Regions from separate parts of the Homo sapiens genome. Here all the other regions are linked to region 1. A link is a contact called in ENCODE Hi-C or POLR2A ChIA-PET data. All regions are on one chromosome and are shown on one strand. The core of a region is the stretch at or near the end of the contact, and the rest is flanking DNA. Distances in the headings are between cores, read along the strand shown. Region 1 overlaps APBB2 (amyloid beta precursor protein binding family B member 2). Region 2 holds the start of LIAS (lipoic acid synthetase). Region 3 holds the start of UBE2K (ubiquitin conjugating enzyme E2 K).

What was found. Hi-C counts contacts between places; a loop is a spot of excess contacts on that map. ChIA-PET counts read pairs that join two places held with the same protein, here RNA polymerase II (POLR2A). Pooled maps may share reads with other maps.
Region 2: a map of naive thymus-derived CD4-positive, alpha-beta T cell shows a loop between it and region 1 (4-fold over the local background). The contact joins the promoter of LIAS here to the enhancer-like site in region 1. A Hi-C loop is called at or near these places in 2 of 168 maps with a recorded cell type or tissue (CD4-positive, alpha-beta memory T cell and naive thymus-derived CD4-positive, alpha-beta T cell) and 10 of 50 pooled maps. POLR2A ChIA-PET finds 5 or more read pairs at or near these places in 1 of 52 experiments (activated naive CD4-positive, alpha-beta T cell).
Region 3: a map of CD4-positive, alpha-beta memory T cell shows a loop between it and region 1 (19-fold over the local background). The contact joins the promoter of UBE2K here to the enhancer-like site in region 1. A Hi-C loop is called at or near these places in 4 of 168 maps with a recorded cell type or tissue (CD4-positive, alpha-beta T cell, CD4-positive, alpha-beta memory T cell and naive thymus-derived CD4-positive, alpha-beta T cell) and 8 of 50 pooled maps.

Annotation. Positions count from the first base shown.
Region 1 is chr4:40,839,190-40,843,941 of GRCh38, reverse strand. All of the region lies in intron 12 of APBB2 (amyloid beta precursor protein binding family B member 2), which reads left to right. Among named protein-coding and RNA genes, the nearest start is that of NSUN7, 92 kb to the right of the region's middle. RefSeq lists enhancers at 2,491-2,992, 3,144-3,243, 3,264-3,353. Within about 2 kb of position 2,806, at least 7 of the 41 ENCODE cell types and tissues checked have a DNase peak (open chromatin) inside an H3K27ac peak, as active enhancers do.
Region 2 is chr4:39,457,106-39,461,857 of GRCh38, reverse strand. It overlaps LIAS (lipoic acid synthetase), which reads right to left and starts at 2,802. Exons shown (of 11, transcript NM_006859.4): 1 at 2,696-2,802; 2 at 896-1,068. The coding sequence starts at 2,740. RPL9 (ribosomal protein L9) reads left to right here and starts at 2,936. Exons shown (of 8, transcript NM_000661.5): 1 at 2,936-2,967; 2 at 3,418-3,464; 3 at 3,549-3,664; 4 at 4,177-4,272. The coding sequence starts at 3,419. RefSeq lists enhancers at 2,275-2,324, 2,695-2,989, 3,185-3,935 and a silencer at 2,705-2,754.
Region 3 is chr4:39,695,221-39,699,972 of GRCh38, reverse strand. UBE2K (ubiquitin conjugating enzyme E2 K) reads right to left here and starts at 1,837. Exons shown (of 7, transcript NM_005339.5): 1 at 1,583-1,837. The coding sequence starts at 1,645. RefSeq lists a silencer at 1,854-2,143 and an enhancer at 2,224-2,283.

The DNA of each region.
Region 1 (4,752 bases), core at 1,557-4,056:
GAAGGGTGGAGTACCCATCATGGGTGCATCTAAGACTAGAATTCGAGTCCTGCAGCCTACTGTCAAACTCTCTTCCCCATGTAGTAGCTGTGTGACCTTGGCCAAGTGTCTTAGCCTCTCTGAACTTGTTTCCTCATCTGTCAGAACAGTAATACTGACCTTGTCCAGTTACTGTTAGGGGCCAAACAGAGCTCAATAAAGGGTAATTGGTGGCTGGTGTTACTGTAATCATTAATATTAGTCCTGTTAACTGCCCTGGGGCATGCTGATCACAATGGCTTTCCTTCAGTACTGAGGTAGATATTTGCATATTTTATCACAAAAGTCAAATGTGCTTATTGTATAATTTTCAAAGAGATAAAGTAAAATCCTCCATAATCCTCTTTCCATATTACAGTTGACAGTTCGGGTATTATATTCCAAGTTTTTTACTGTGTATATATTAAAATACACATGCAAACATTTTGTTGTTTTTATAAGACCATGCTTGTTTTATAAAAACAGCTTGGCTTTGTTTTTGCTCCACTTACTAGTGTGCCATGGTCATTGTTCCGCCTCAGGGTGAGCAGCTCTTCCTTTCCACTTAATGACTTTGTGGTTCACTGTCTGGTGCACTTGGCGTTTCATGCCATGATTTTAGCTCCATCCCTGCAGGGCCCTGCTGGCCGCTCCATGACCCTGGCCATAGAGTGCCCGAGAGAACGGGTTTCTGTAAACATTGGGTTTCTTCCTTTCCTCCTCGTTATCTATCCAGTGCTCCATGCTCTTCGGTCTAGTTGCTCTGTGTACGGTGCATGCAAATCGGCTGTGACAATGCCAGAAAGGAATGGTGTGAGCACCATGGGTCAGGGGATTAAGTGACTTCATTAGGGTCCCAGGCAGCTCAGGACAGCTCTGGGTAGCTCAGGGAGGGAACTCCAAGAGTGTGGCCCCAACCAGACTTGCACTGTGTTCCTCTCTCCGTTCCATTCCTCTCTTTCCTGGGACGTCTCTGATCTCTCCCCCATTGAGCTGTCATCTCCTGTCTCTCCCACTTCCCACCCGCCCTTGACCTGTGCTGCCTCCCTCCCTCCCTGTTGCCCTGTAAGGATGCATCTCAGGAAAAGTGCCTGGATTCCAGTGATGTGGCTCTGTTAATAGAGTGTCAGGAATGTCGGTAAAACAGGTAAGGCTATGTCCATGCCGTTGTTTCTGTATGTTTTTTATTGGGAGCAGGTGGAACTGGAAAATGAAGACACGTCCTCTGCCAGTGTTTACTGCAAACAGTTTCCTGTATTTGACTGTGATATTTTAAGCTTGATTACCTCCCCCAGTTGATATGTTGCCTCTGTAAATTCAGCTGGCATCTCTTGGCTTCATCATAATGTGGCTCAAAATACACACTTCTGGGTGATACAGTTGACCTAAAATAAGCACGGAAAGCCTATTAATTGCTGCAGAGTTGGGAAATTAGATGAGCTGTCAGTGCTCAGACTCGCTGTTAACGGGGCTGTGTTATTGGCGGGATGCCGTGTGAATGCTAACGTGTTGTTTCTGCTCTGTTCCCTCACGCCTTCCCGGATTCAGAGAGAGGTAACCGGCCGATTTTCACTTCTCCCCCCTTCGTGGTGTCTTAACGTGTCTGGCAAAGCTCACTTGCTTTCTTCATGTCGCATTGCCATCCTCACAACCATCCTTGTCTTTGAAAGGCAGAACTTTTGTTTTGTTTTGTTTTGTTTCGCCTCTTATCACCAGCATTTAAAACAGAGTCTGGAATTGCATCTGCGTTCCTCATTCTCTACTGTGTTTGACCCTGGTTGTGGAAGGTGATGGGCTGAGTGATTAAGTCTAACACCAATGTGGTCACTCACTAACGACTGAGAAAAATCTCATCAGTGTGGCAGGGAGTGAATGTGATGGAAATAGGTTATGTGCCATGTTGTAGAAGGAGGCTTTTCATGCTTCTGGAAAAATTAATATCATGGCCGGGCGTGGTGGCTCACGCCTGTAATCCTAACACTTTGGGAGGCCGAGGTAGGTGGATCACTCGAGGTCAGGAGTTCAAGACCAGCCTGGCCAACATGGCAAAATCTCATTTCTACTAAGAATACAAAAAATTAGCTAGGCGTGGTGGTGGGCACCTGTAATCACAGCTACTTGGGAGGCCTAGGCAGGAGAACCACTTGAACCTGGGAGGCAGTGGTTGCGGTGAGCCAAGATGGCACCACTGCATTCCAGCCAGGGTGACAGAGGGATACTCTGTCTCTAAATAAATAAATAAATAAATAAATAATATTAGTGCTTATATTACATATTCTCTAGAATTTGATTGGTAAGGGTTGGCACTAGGCTACTAGCCTAGCCAGAAGCACTGATTCAGTTTCAGTGTCAATTATTAGCCAAAATATATGGTCCTCCCTCTCCACCACAAGAAGGATAGAACCACAGAAAAGACATACCTATGAAACAAGAGATTTTGACCTCAGTTGTGTTTTTCCAATGCTCTGCATGTCCGCCTGCCCGTTTGATTGATTGGGGACTTTAAGCTCCATGATTCCATAGCTCTACCACTTAATAAAAACTCCACTTTTGATGGAATAAGGGAATTTGGAGATAATTCTCCTTGAATGAATGATGGTGGTTCCTGCTGGGCAAAGCGGAGAGACACGAAGGCAGATCTCCTCTTTGTGTCGGAGTTGGTGTCATGTAACCTCCCTGCCTGGTTGGGAGCTGGAAGTGATGAGTCCTCAGCTGGTATTTCCTGCCACACTGGTGTTGTGACTGCCCTCTGCTGGTGGCTGTTTTCCCCTGTGATGTGCTGCTGTCATAGTCCAGTGGTTAAGAGGGAGAGACAGCATAGAGTGGGCGGTGACACCTGCAGGGCTGGTCTTCCAGAGAGTGTGATTAGGAGAATTTGCAGGTTTCACTGACTTTTTAAATCACTTTGAGGAGACCCTGGCGGGGGCAGGTGGTGGAAAGTTCTGGAGGATGAGGGCTGTGCATGTGGATGTGAGCTCCTTCATGTAAAATAACAGCCAGTCCCATCAGAGTCAATGGGGAGGACATTTTCAGGTGTTCGCTAGTTCCTATCCTCCTTGTTTATGTGAGTGTCCTCGCTGGGAGGCAGTTGCTCTGAATATTAACACCAGGACCCTGTTCTAGAGAGGGCTACAGATTCTAGTTTGCCCAAGCCACCTCGATAATTGCAGGTGGTAGAATTTCAGATCTGCTATTTACACACTGTGTCTCATGAGCGTGCCTGGTGAAGAATTCCCTGCTAAGCCTGTGTGTTTACCCAGGTGACGAGTACCTGGGATACTCCTTTCGGAGGCTAAAAAACTTAGCATCTTTTTAAGCTTGCAAAGAAGGAGAAAGTAAGTTAAGCTTACCAAGCGAGAGCCTGAACTTTGTGAAATTAGTGATGCCTGCATGTGATACATGTGACATTGGGTTAAAAAGAACAGAAAACCAGAGTCTTACATGTGTGTGTTTTGCGGGGGGTCATTCTGGATTGGCCATCTGGAAAGATGAAGTTTCTTACGTACTTTCGCTTCCTGATTCCTCCCACTCTCAAAACAAGATTTTTTCAAAGTGCAGTCAGAAAATAAAAGCATCCAGTCTTGAAAACAGGACTCATTCTTCCTCCAGACCTTGTACAGACTGTCAACAACCCACATTTTTGTATAGCCCAGGAACCCTATAATTACACCGTGTTCTCATGTGGGCTTACCTTTTGAATTCTATTTTGGATCTCATGCTAGGCCCTGCACAGGTGAAACAAAGAGGAGAGAAAGCCCTTTGTCCTAAAGTGCCAGAAGTGCGATGTTTGGATCCAATCCGTTTGCTGCTGTCTTATCCTTATTTGCAGATGGGACCTGCCCTTTGCAATAGCATCAATAGAAAGATAAGCTGGGAGGGAAGGGTCACTGGGTACATTTTAGCAAGTCTTAGTATAATTCATATGAGTGCAAATATTTATTAAAAAACACCCCTCGTGGGGCCAGGCGCAATGGCTCATGCCTGTAATCCCAGCACTTTGGGAGTCCGAGGTGGGCGGATCACCTGAGGTCAGGAATTCGAGACCACCCTGGCCAACATGGCGAAGCCCCGTCTCTACTAAAAATATAAAAATTAGCCAGGCATGGTGTCACACGCTTGTAATCCCAGCTACTCGGGAGGCTGAGGCAGGAGAATTTCTTGAACCTGGGAGGCAGAGGTTGCAGTGAGCCGAGATGGCACCACTGCACTCCAGCCTGGGCAACAGAGCGAGACTCCACCTCAAAAAAAAAAAAGAAAAAAGAAAAATCCCTCATGGATAAGGAGACAGTATTTCAAAGTAGGCTTTTTGTTTGACTTCTTTTTCCTCATTTATAATATGGTACCTACCATTTATTGAATGCCTATCATGTGCCAGCCTTCACAAATTCCCTCAATAAAACATGCCATGTATTTGACCTGAGCAACTGTGATTGATGTGAAAGATGTTATCAAATTGTGGATACTTGGTAAGGAATCCCAACAACAGAGAATTGGTGAGAGATTGAGTGTAATGTGACTCTTAACAGAAAAGGACAGGTGAGTTCCTGCCAGTTACATGGGCTCTGGTGCAGCTGACAAGGTCAACTTGTTCTGTGCCACTCCAGAAAGCAAAACTAGATCCTACAAGCAGAAGTTACAGGGAGGCAAGGTTGCGTTCATCATTTAGAAAAAATATATTTTGAGCCAGGTGTGGTGGCACATGCCTGTAGTCCCAGCTACTTGGGAGGCTGAGAC
Region 2 (4,752 bases), core at 1,553-4,052, 1.4 Mb after region 1:
CCGGGCGTGGTGGCAGGCGCCTGTAGTCCCAGCTACTTGGGAGGCTTAGGCAGAAGAATCCCTTGAACCCAGGAGGCGGAGCTTGCAGTGAGCCAAGATTGTGCCACTGCACTCCAACCTGGGTGACAGAGCAAGACTGTCTCAAGAACAAACAAACAAAAAGAAAACACCAATAATGGAGTGTAACAGGGCGCTATACTCACGTCTACCTTTTTTGCAAAGGCAGAGTTACACTATTCTAATAAGAGAATGAGCAAGTTTTCAAATATCTCATCCCTCATGAATGATACTGCCAAAAAGTACTCTACTTGTTTAGACTGAGGAAAGATCACAACTGTGCACTGTCTGCTCTACATTCTAGATTTTATAGTGGTTACTCAATGGAAAAAAGATCTAAAATTTGGACTGGAGACTGTGTATCCTTGGTTCTCCATGACTTCCATCCACTTGTGATATAGAAGGAGCAGGATTAAGTTATCTTTCAACTCAATCTACCTTCTACATAAAATTCCATCATTCTTTTAAATTAAGGCAAGGTATCCATAGGTCACATGTAAATTGACTAGGAGAAGCACAAGTTAGATCATCAACAGCTACTAACCCAGATCTAACAGACTAGTAGCAAAGCAGTAATCTTTACTCTGAAGAAGTTGGATGCTGGGTAGAAAATGGGGAGATGGCAGTGTAACATAGTAAGGGCAAGAGAAAAGAGAAAGATTCCAAAAATTTCATCTGCTTACTTGTTCTATCTAGTTCTGTTATCACATCTTTCTAATGATTTTTAGCTAAATTTAACAAGTCTGATATTAAAAACAGATTCTAGGGCTTGGTTATATCTGAAAATAATGCACAATAAAGGAACGGGACGTTAAAATTATCTCAAATTTTCAATTACCTTTCTCCTTTCTGGCGTTTTAGGTTTCCTTTATATTCATCCCAGGTGCTCCTGTCTGCAAGATCACCAGATACAAAATCTTGAAGGTCTGGTCCATTCTGTAGGAGTTCCTTTTTTTTATCTGGCAAGGAGCTTAACGGTCTGACTGGGCTGCAAAAATATCTCCCAAATACCTAAAGAAAGAGTTAATTATGACGTTTATTTAGTGGAGTCCGTAATAATTTAGTTTTAACCCATCATAACACCTAAACGGAAGGGTAAAGCCAAAAAAGTGATTCAGAAATTATGTCAAACTAGGAGCTCTAGTATTCTAGGGCATTAGAATATAAAAGATGACTGAAGGAACCAAACCTAAAAGAGAGTAAGAGTTGACTGTTTACTACTGAGTTTAGAATAGATTTGGAAATCTGTTTTTTTTTTTTTTTTTTTGAGACGGAGTCTTGCTCTGTTGCCCAGGCTGGAGTGCAGTGGCGCAATCTTGGCTCACCGCAAGCTCCGCCTCCCGGGTTCACGCCATTCTCCTGCCTCAGCCTCCTGAGTAGCTGGGACTACAGGCGCCCGCCACCACGCCCGGCTAATTTTTTTGTATTTTTAGTAGAGACAGGGTTTCACCATGTTAGCCAGGATGGTCTCGATCTCCTGACCTCAGGTGATCCACCTGCCTCGGCCTCCCAAAGTGCTGGGATTACAGGCGTAAGCCACCGCACCCGGCCCGAAAATCTCTGGAACTAACATATATCACACTTTCATGTACTCCACCTACCAGGAACTAGATGTTTGTCTTTCAACAAGATTGAACTGCAATAACTGAAGAAGGTGCCACAGTTTAAAACTGTTCTGGTCCTGACTTGAATCAGGGGCGTTTAAAGTGAAGTGTGCAATAAATCTCTCGAGCTTTGAATAATTGTTGAAACGTAGGTTAATAATGCCCAATTAGTTTCAGACAACTGGAAGGTTAAAACCAAGCCTAACGTTTTTACTTTCTTTTTCTTTTTTTTTTTTTGAGATGGAGTCTCGCTCTGTCGCCCAGGTTGGAGTGCAGTTGCGCGATCTCGGCTCACTGCAACCTCCGCCTCGCGGGTTCAAGCGATTCTCCTGCCTCAGCCTGGCGAGTAGCTGGGACTACAGGCGCACGCCACCACGCTCAGCTAATTTTTGTATTTTTAATAGAGGCGGGGTTTCACCATGTTGGCCAGGATGAACGTTTTTACTTTCTAGGTTACATTGTTTCTGTGTTTGAACGTGGCAGTCAAGAACATAAGAAATCATGGTATTCGGCTTTTACATCTGAACACAAACGTGTATGAGATAGCCAAAACACTACAAAATCCACGAGTCTGCACATGTATCTCAAAAGAACCTTCGACAACTCAAAGAGTGCCTGTTAGGGTGTTGCACGATTGCTACTGCACTTCTCAATGTCTGCCGCTGAAGCCTAGCGGACAGGTTTGTGTTCTCTGCGGCTAGAGTGGTGTCTCACACACAGTAAGAGTCCAAGACAGAATAGCTATGTGGGGTGCTCACTGCAGTGCTCCATAAATATAGGGTACAAACCACTCTAAGCAGAAAATAAGTCCTCGGTGCTGGCCCAGAGAGACTTGCAAACAAACTGATGCCAGAGACTCTATATCATGGGGCTGGCGGGATAATTACATGAGATTACACGAAAAACGTTTAAAACTGCCGTTGGCTAGTAGTAAATGTTCAGTAAATGCACTGGCCTTTATTATTGGGCATGGGCGCTCTGAAGGGATAGGATCCCCCCACCCCACGCCCAAACCCGTTCGCCCCGCCGCTCACCCGGGGCCCCAGGGTGCGGGCTGCATCCCCGCAGCGTAGAGACATTTCCTCTTTAGGACTAGCGCAGTGCAGGGGTTGAGGGATCGCTAACTCCCGGGAAAGGACAGGTCGAAATTACGTCGCTCCATTTATGACAAGCAGCCAAGCTGCTCCACGATTGGCTGCTTTAGCCTTACGTGCGTCGCGCACTCATGACGCAATACGCAGGCCCCTTACGCGATACAAGTACGTAATGACGACAGACGTTCTTTCTTTGCTGCGTCTACTGCGAGGTAAGGATGTTTCTGTGCTCGTGGGGGTACTGGGAATCTGAAACCATCTGCTCTGGGAAAGGCTGCGGCGCGGCTCCCACTCTCGGAACCTTGTCCTGTTTGTCCCCCAGCTCGGCAAGCGCCATATGAGCCTGGCGGCGCCAGATGCGAATCCTGTTGTGGGCTTTTTGGCCTATTCCCGCCCCTCAGTCTTGCCGGGATGGCACCGCCCGCATAGGACTTCCAGGGTTGGGCTGAGTGGGAGTTCGACTGCTGGGCCTCGTAATTCTCGCTTTGGGGCTGCTCCTTCCAGGCTGGGACACACTGGGGCCCGCTGTCGGTCTCCCGTCCTCCGACATCTTGTCTGGAACTTCCGCCTGGCAGTCTCCAGTAGGAGTGGAGCTCTGTGCGGCGTAGTTTGGTGGAAAAACGGGCCTTGCGTCGGCCTCACCCCCAGTGTTTGTGTTTCAGAATGAAGACTATTCTCAGCAATCAGACTGTCGACATTCCAGAAAATGGTATGAGACTTGATGTCTTTTACTTACATCTTTACTGCACGTTCCAAGCGTTGTGTGGCCTGACGAGTGTGTTCTCTCTTCTAGTCGACATTACTCTGAAGGGACGCACAGTTATCGTGAAGGGCCCCAGAGGAACCCTGCGGAGGGACTTCAATCACATCAATGTAGAACTCAGCCTTCTTGGAAAGAAAAAAAAGAGGGTGAGGGTTTTTCTTCTGATAATTCAGTTGCTCGTTGGAAGGTGGTTTATAACAGCATCACATTTGGTTGCTTTAACAATTTTCGAATTAAGGTTCAGTGCTTCAGCTTTAAATGTTGCTGTCCAGAATACCAGCCTGTTCAGTGAAATTGAAAAACCAGATTCTGAACACAGCCAATTATATAAAGCTCAAATGTAATAGTGGTCATCAGTGACACGTCTTAATGGTGTTAGAAGTTTGGTTTATTTTCCTAGTGATTGCTTTGTAAAAATCACAGGAACCGGCAGTAGGTCATTTAAACCTGATGATTTAATTTTCCAGAAGGGAAGTTTGTTGCAACTTCTACAAAGCTTAACTGTTGGGAGGTTTTATAGGTGGTTGGATTTTTCCAGTTGAAAACCATGTGCTTTGATAAGGGTTAATTCTAGAATCTTAAAGTAATTCGGTAAGTGGTCTGTTGTCTTTTAAGCCTGCATATTTCTGGAAAGAATACATTTTTTGTTCTGTTACAGCTCCGGGTTGACAAATGGTGGGGTAACAGAAAGGAACTGGCTACCGTTCGGACTATTTGTAGTCATGTACAGAACATGATCAAGGGTGTTACACTGGTAAGCAGATGTATCAGACTTCCTTGTTTTGGAAAGGGAGGTTTCTCAAACCTGTGCTTTATACAGCGTAAGTGTCTCTTTCAGAGAATGGGTCATGTATTTTATTTGGTGTAATACGCAAGAACTTGGCAAAAATAGGCATCTGTGGGTCTTTAAGCGATAGAGCTGAGAGCAAAGACCAGATGGGTACAACATGTTTGTTTTTTTCTGTTGTTGGGTTTTTTTTTTTTTTAATCAAGGCTGGGGTCTCGCTATTTTGTCCAGGCTGAGCTCAAGTGATCCTCCCACCTTGGCCTCCCATAGTACTGGGATTGCAGGCATGAGCCACCATGCATGGCTAGATGGGTACAACTTTTAAAAAGTAGGCTAATGATGAATTTTCATACCTTCCGAATTCTTTAAGATAGGAAATCTACAGTTGCAGTACTAGTTGGTAGTCACATCTCACCATCAGGACCCCTTGTTGGGATAGAAAAAGAT
Region 3 (4,752 bases), core at 588-3,087, 1.1 Mb after region 1:
ATTAAATAAGTTAAAATTGCTGTTTCATTGTATCAGTACAGACACTTATGACTCTATTTCTGCATTGTACCACAAAATACAAAGTCATCCTTCCATTCAGAGTTTTGGCATATGAACAAACATAGAGGTCAGAGTTCATACACATGCTCTGTAAAACCGACCATGACTTATATACTACTTTCAATAAGTCTGTTGTCATTTTTGAATTTTAAATAATTTTTTCTCCATGTATACTCATCACATACTTAGAATGCTGAATTTCACAAATTATTATTGACACTATTAAAGTACTAACTGTAAAAGAAAAACACAAATAGCAATGATATATTCAATAATGGTATGTGAATCTTGAAAATAATCATTTTCTGTATTACTTTTTGTTTAATTCATGTGGGGAAGACAATCTGGCATTCTTGTTGATCTTGGTATGAGAAACTGTACTAATACTTGCATAATTTTGAGTCAAATTACTAGAGCACTGTGAATATCTTACATAAATAAACGTAGTACAAATGTATCTAAATTCTGCAGGACTTAAGAGCAACGGGAGGCAACTTTTTTGAAAATCTGTTAAGTCGTGATAAATCTCAATAAGGAGATGAAACAATGTATTAATCTGGTGAAATTTCACATTTTTAATAGGTCTGCTTTTCAAAAGTAAGAATCAAGTTAACTATGAGGGACATCATAATGAAGTTTCGTGGCACAACACGAGTCACAGAGGCACTGTCTTAAGACAGTCTCTCTGATCTGTAACTTGTAAACAATATTTTGAAATAAGCTACTCATACATTCCATTATTTGTTTCCTAACTAAAAATATTTACATGTCTTTAATACACCAAACACCTTGCCTTTGCCCACTCAAAAGATTGAGATGTCAATAAAGATGAGGCCTAGGAATTTGGGGGTTAAGTGGAAAAGAGATAATTATCTTATTTGGAATTAACTTGCTAACTCAGGTGAAAATTCCCTTACCCCTGCCACCAAATAAGACAGTATTCTATTATGTCTCCCTTTGACTCCTAACACCCAACTAAGAAGGACTAACTCTGAATGTCCTTCCTTTTTAATCAATACCTAAGGACTCACTGCTCCTTCCCCAAGAAAAGAACAGTGAAGGCCTGACAGGCAATAACCCCGAATACCCTCAAAAGTGTGGGCCTTCGAGCAGCACTGCTCTTGGGATCCAGTTACCACCTTTCCCCTTCCCCCAACCCACTTCCCGGGTTTTCTCAGGCTCGGCCTGCTCCCTCCCCACCCCACAGCCACATTTCCAGCTGCGGCCACCGCCTCGGGTTCTCTTGTGAGCTTCCATCCCTCCGAGGAGTTGCCCCCTGTCCATCACCTCCCCAAACCATGTTCCACCCCAGACCACCCGCCCGCGAGACCGTCCATCCTAGCGCTCTGGGAGGGGAGGGGAAGGCGGCGGAAGGAGGAGGGGAACACTGCTGCTTCCTCACAGGCAGAAGGGCGGCCGCAAGGAGGACCACCCAGGGACTACCGGGGATATCGGGGTCGCAGCTGGGAGGACCCTCCCGCCCCAGGCAGAGGTGGGGGATATCCGGGAGTTCATTTCTGACCTCCTCGCTCTTCAGCACCTCCTTGAACTCCCGCTTGATTCGCTGCACCGCGATGTTGGCCATGTCTCCGCCCGCAGCTGATTCGTACCCGCCTCCTCCGCCACCGCTACGACCACCGCCACCGCCGCCACCTCTTCCTCCACCGCCTCCTCCCTCGGCGATTCAGACCTGAGCACACGAACACTGCCACTACCACCCCGGCCGCCGCGCTCGCCTCAGTGTGGAATCACCTCCGCGCCCGGCCACCAAAATGGCGCCGGGTCGGCGCATGCGCACGACGTTGACCCGGCCGGGCGGCGCAGCCGCTCCCGTTGGAGCCCCCATACGCCCGAGCCACGAGCTCGCGTCTCGGCTGGGGCTGCGGCCGCGTGGCTCCGCCCTGCCGGCGTCTGGGGCCGCGAGGGTGCGGCTTCCAAGCTGGCCGGCCCTAGCCGGCCCCCCCGGCCCTTCCCGGCGCCTCCGCTCCTGTTTAAACCCGGGTGCTGTGGTCTGGGCTTCCAGCGCTGGCCTCTGACCGAAGGTTCGGGCGCAACCGAACGGGTTTCCGACGCCGCACTCGGCTGGAACGCCGCCCTGACTCAGCTAGACCCGGAACCCGGAGGCTGAACGCCGTGTCTAGCGCAGGAAAACGCTCTCCCGGATCTCGGTCCGGCCCATTTTCAGTTGGTGTAGCCCCAGAAAATCTACTGCAGTCGTTTTTGTTCTGCAACATTTATAGTACCACGATTATTCCCATCATCTCAGGTAGCACAGATTATTGAATTAAGGCTGGTTATTGTTGGATCAGATTGGGTTTGAGACAGGTACTCGGTGGAGAGGCCTGAGGGTGGGTTTAGAAGCCAGATGTTGCTCTTTGACCTATTTAATACCGAGCTTGACACACACACACAATCTCTCTCTCTCTCTCTCTCTCTCTCTCACACACACACACACACACACACACACACACTCCTATGCCCATCCCTAGAGTGTAGGGTGGGCCTAAGACTGCGCTTCTAACAAGTCTCCCAGTTGCTGCTGCTGTTGGTGCTGGTTCCGGGACCACATTATGAGAACCACTGAACTGAATGAAGCATGTGAAAATTCACATATATTAAAGTGAAAATTGGAGAAATGGAAACAATTACAGTACCCTTCAGGGGACTCGGGGTGGGGGAGGGGGAGCCTTATTTCTGTAAACCTAGGCCTCAAAGGTGCCTGGTGATAGTAGGCACTCAATAAATATTGAATGAGTAAATGAGTACAGATAAGACTAAAACGTTTTTGCTGGCGCGGCGGATCGCTTGAGGTCAGGAGTCCGAGACCAGTCTGGCCAACATGGTGAAACCCCATCTCTACTAAAAATACAAAAATCAGCCAGGTGTGGTGGCAGGCACCTGTAATCCCAGCTATTCTGGAGGCTGAGGCAGGAACATCGCTTGAACCTGGGGGTCGGAGGTTGCAGTGAGCGAGATCGCGCCACTGCACTCCAGCCTGGGCCACAGTGCAAGATTCTGTCTCAAACAAAACAAAACAAAACAAAAAGTATAAAATATTTTAAGTGGAAAGTAAGTTTGAAAGTGGTTTCTGGGCCAGGTGCGGTGGCTCACGCCTGTAATCCCAGCACTTTGGGAGGCGGAGGCGGGCGGATCACGAGGTCAGGAGATCAAGACCATCCTGGCTAACACGGTGAAACCCCGTCTCTACTAAAAAAATATAAAAAAAATAGCTGGGCGTGGTGGCGGGCGCCTGTAGTCCCAGCTACTCGGGAGGCTGAGGCAGGAGAATGGCGTGAACCCGGGAGGCGGAGCTTGCAGCGAGCGAGATTGCGCCACTGCACTCCAGTCTGGGCAACGGAGCGAGACTCCGTCTCAAAAAAAAACAAAAAACAAACAAACAAAAGAAAGTGGTTTCTGGTCGGGCGCGGTGGCTCACGCCTGTAATCCCAGCACTTTGGAAGGCCGAGGGGGAGCAGATCACTTGAGCCCAGGAGTTTGAGACCAACCTGGGCCCTATGGTGAAATCCTGTCTCTAAAGATAATAATTTTTAAAAAAGAAAGTGGTTTCTAAGGTGCATAGTAATAATGGTTTGGTACTGAGAAGCATTTTGAATAGAACATTTTGGAATAAGTAATAAGGGTGTCATTTCAGAAGTTTATACTTCATGCACTTTCTTCACCTAGCCAATCAGTAAAATATCTATTATAAAAATATCACAAATACATGGTTTTACCAAAAGTAATTAAAATTGTGGTGGCAAACATGGAAATAGCCAATGGAGGCGAATCAGTGGGGGCACAAGGCAAAAGAGAATTTCTTAAACTCCCGCCCCAGGAACCAAGAGGAGATTTTAAAATTCCAGTTCTCTCCCATGGCAGTTCTCTTGCCAGCTTTTATTTCCTCATCTACGAAACGAGAAAACTGGATTAGATTATCTCTCTCAAGTTTTAAGAGTTCAGAATTCGAAAATATCATCTCAAAACATTTCCCCTAAGTGGGCTGACATAAATTATATAAACCCTTCTAGCAGAGCCCCCTAGTGGTCCTAAGAGGACTCAACCATATACGTAGGTCATGGTACAAGGAATTATTGGTGTAATGTAAATCACGCAATGCTATATGTATTTGTGCCAGTAGACTTAAAAAAATTATTTTGAAGAGTGCAAAAACTTTTTGAGCACTTTACATTATCACTGTCCAATCCTAATCTTGGAATGTGAAGAAACTTGGAATACTCAAAGGGGGACCAGTTAGAAGGGTCCAGGCCGGGCGCCCTGATTTATGTCTGTAATCCCAGCACTTTGGGAGGCCGAGGCGGGCGGATCGCTTGAGCTCAGGAATTCGAGACCAGCCTGGGCAACATGGTGAGACCCCCGACTCTACTAAAATACAAAAACTTAGCTGGGTGTGGTGGCGTGCGCTGTAGTCCCAACTACTTGGGAGGTTGAGGCAGGAGAATCGCTTGAACCCAGGAGGCGGAGGTTGCAGTGAGCGGAGATCACACCACTGCACTCCAGCCTGGGTGACAGAGGGTGACTCTGTCTCAAGAGAAAAACCACAAAAAGACAATTCCCCCTCTCCAAAAAAAGGTCTGGTAATTTCTTTCTTTTTTTTTTTTTTTTTTTTTTTTGTCTTTTTTCCCCCCTTTCTGTGGAGAACGGGGTCTCGCTATACTGCCCAGGCAGGTCTCA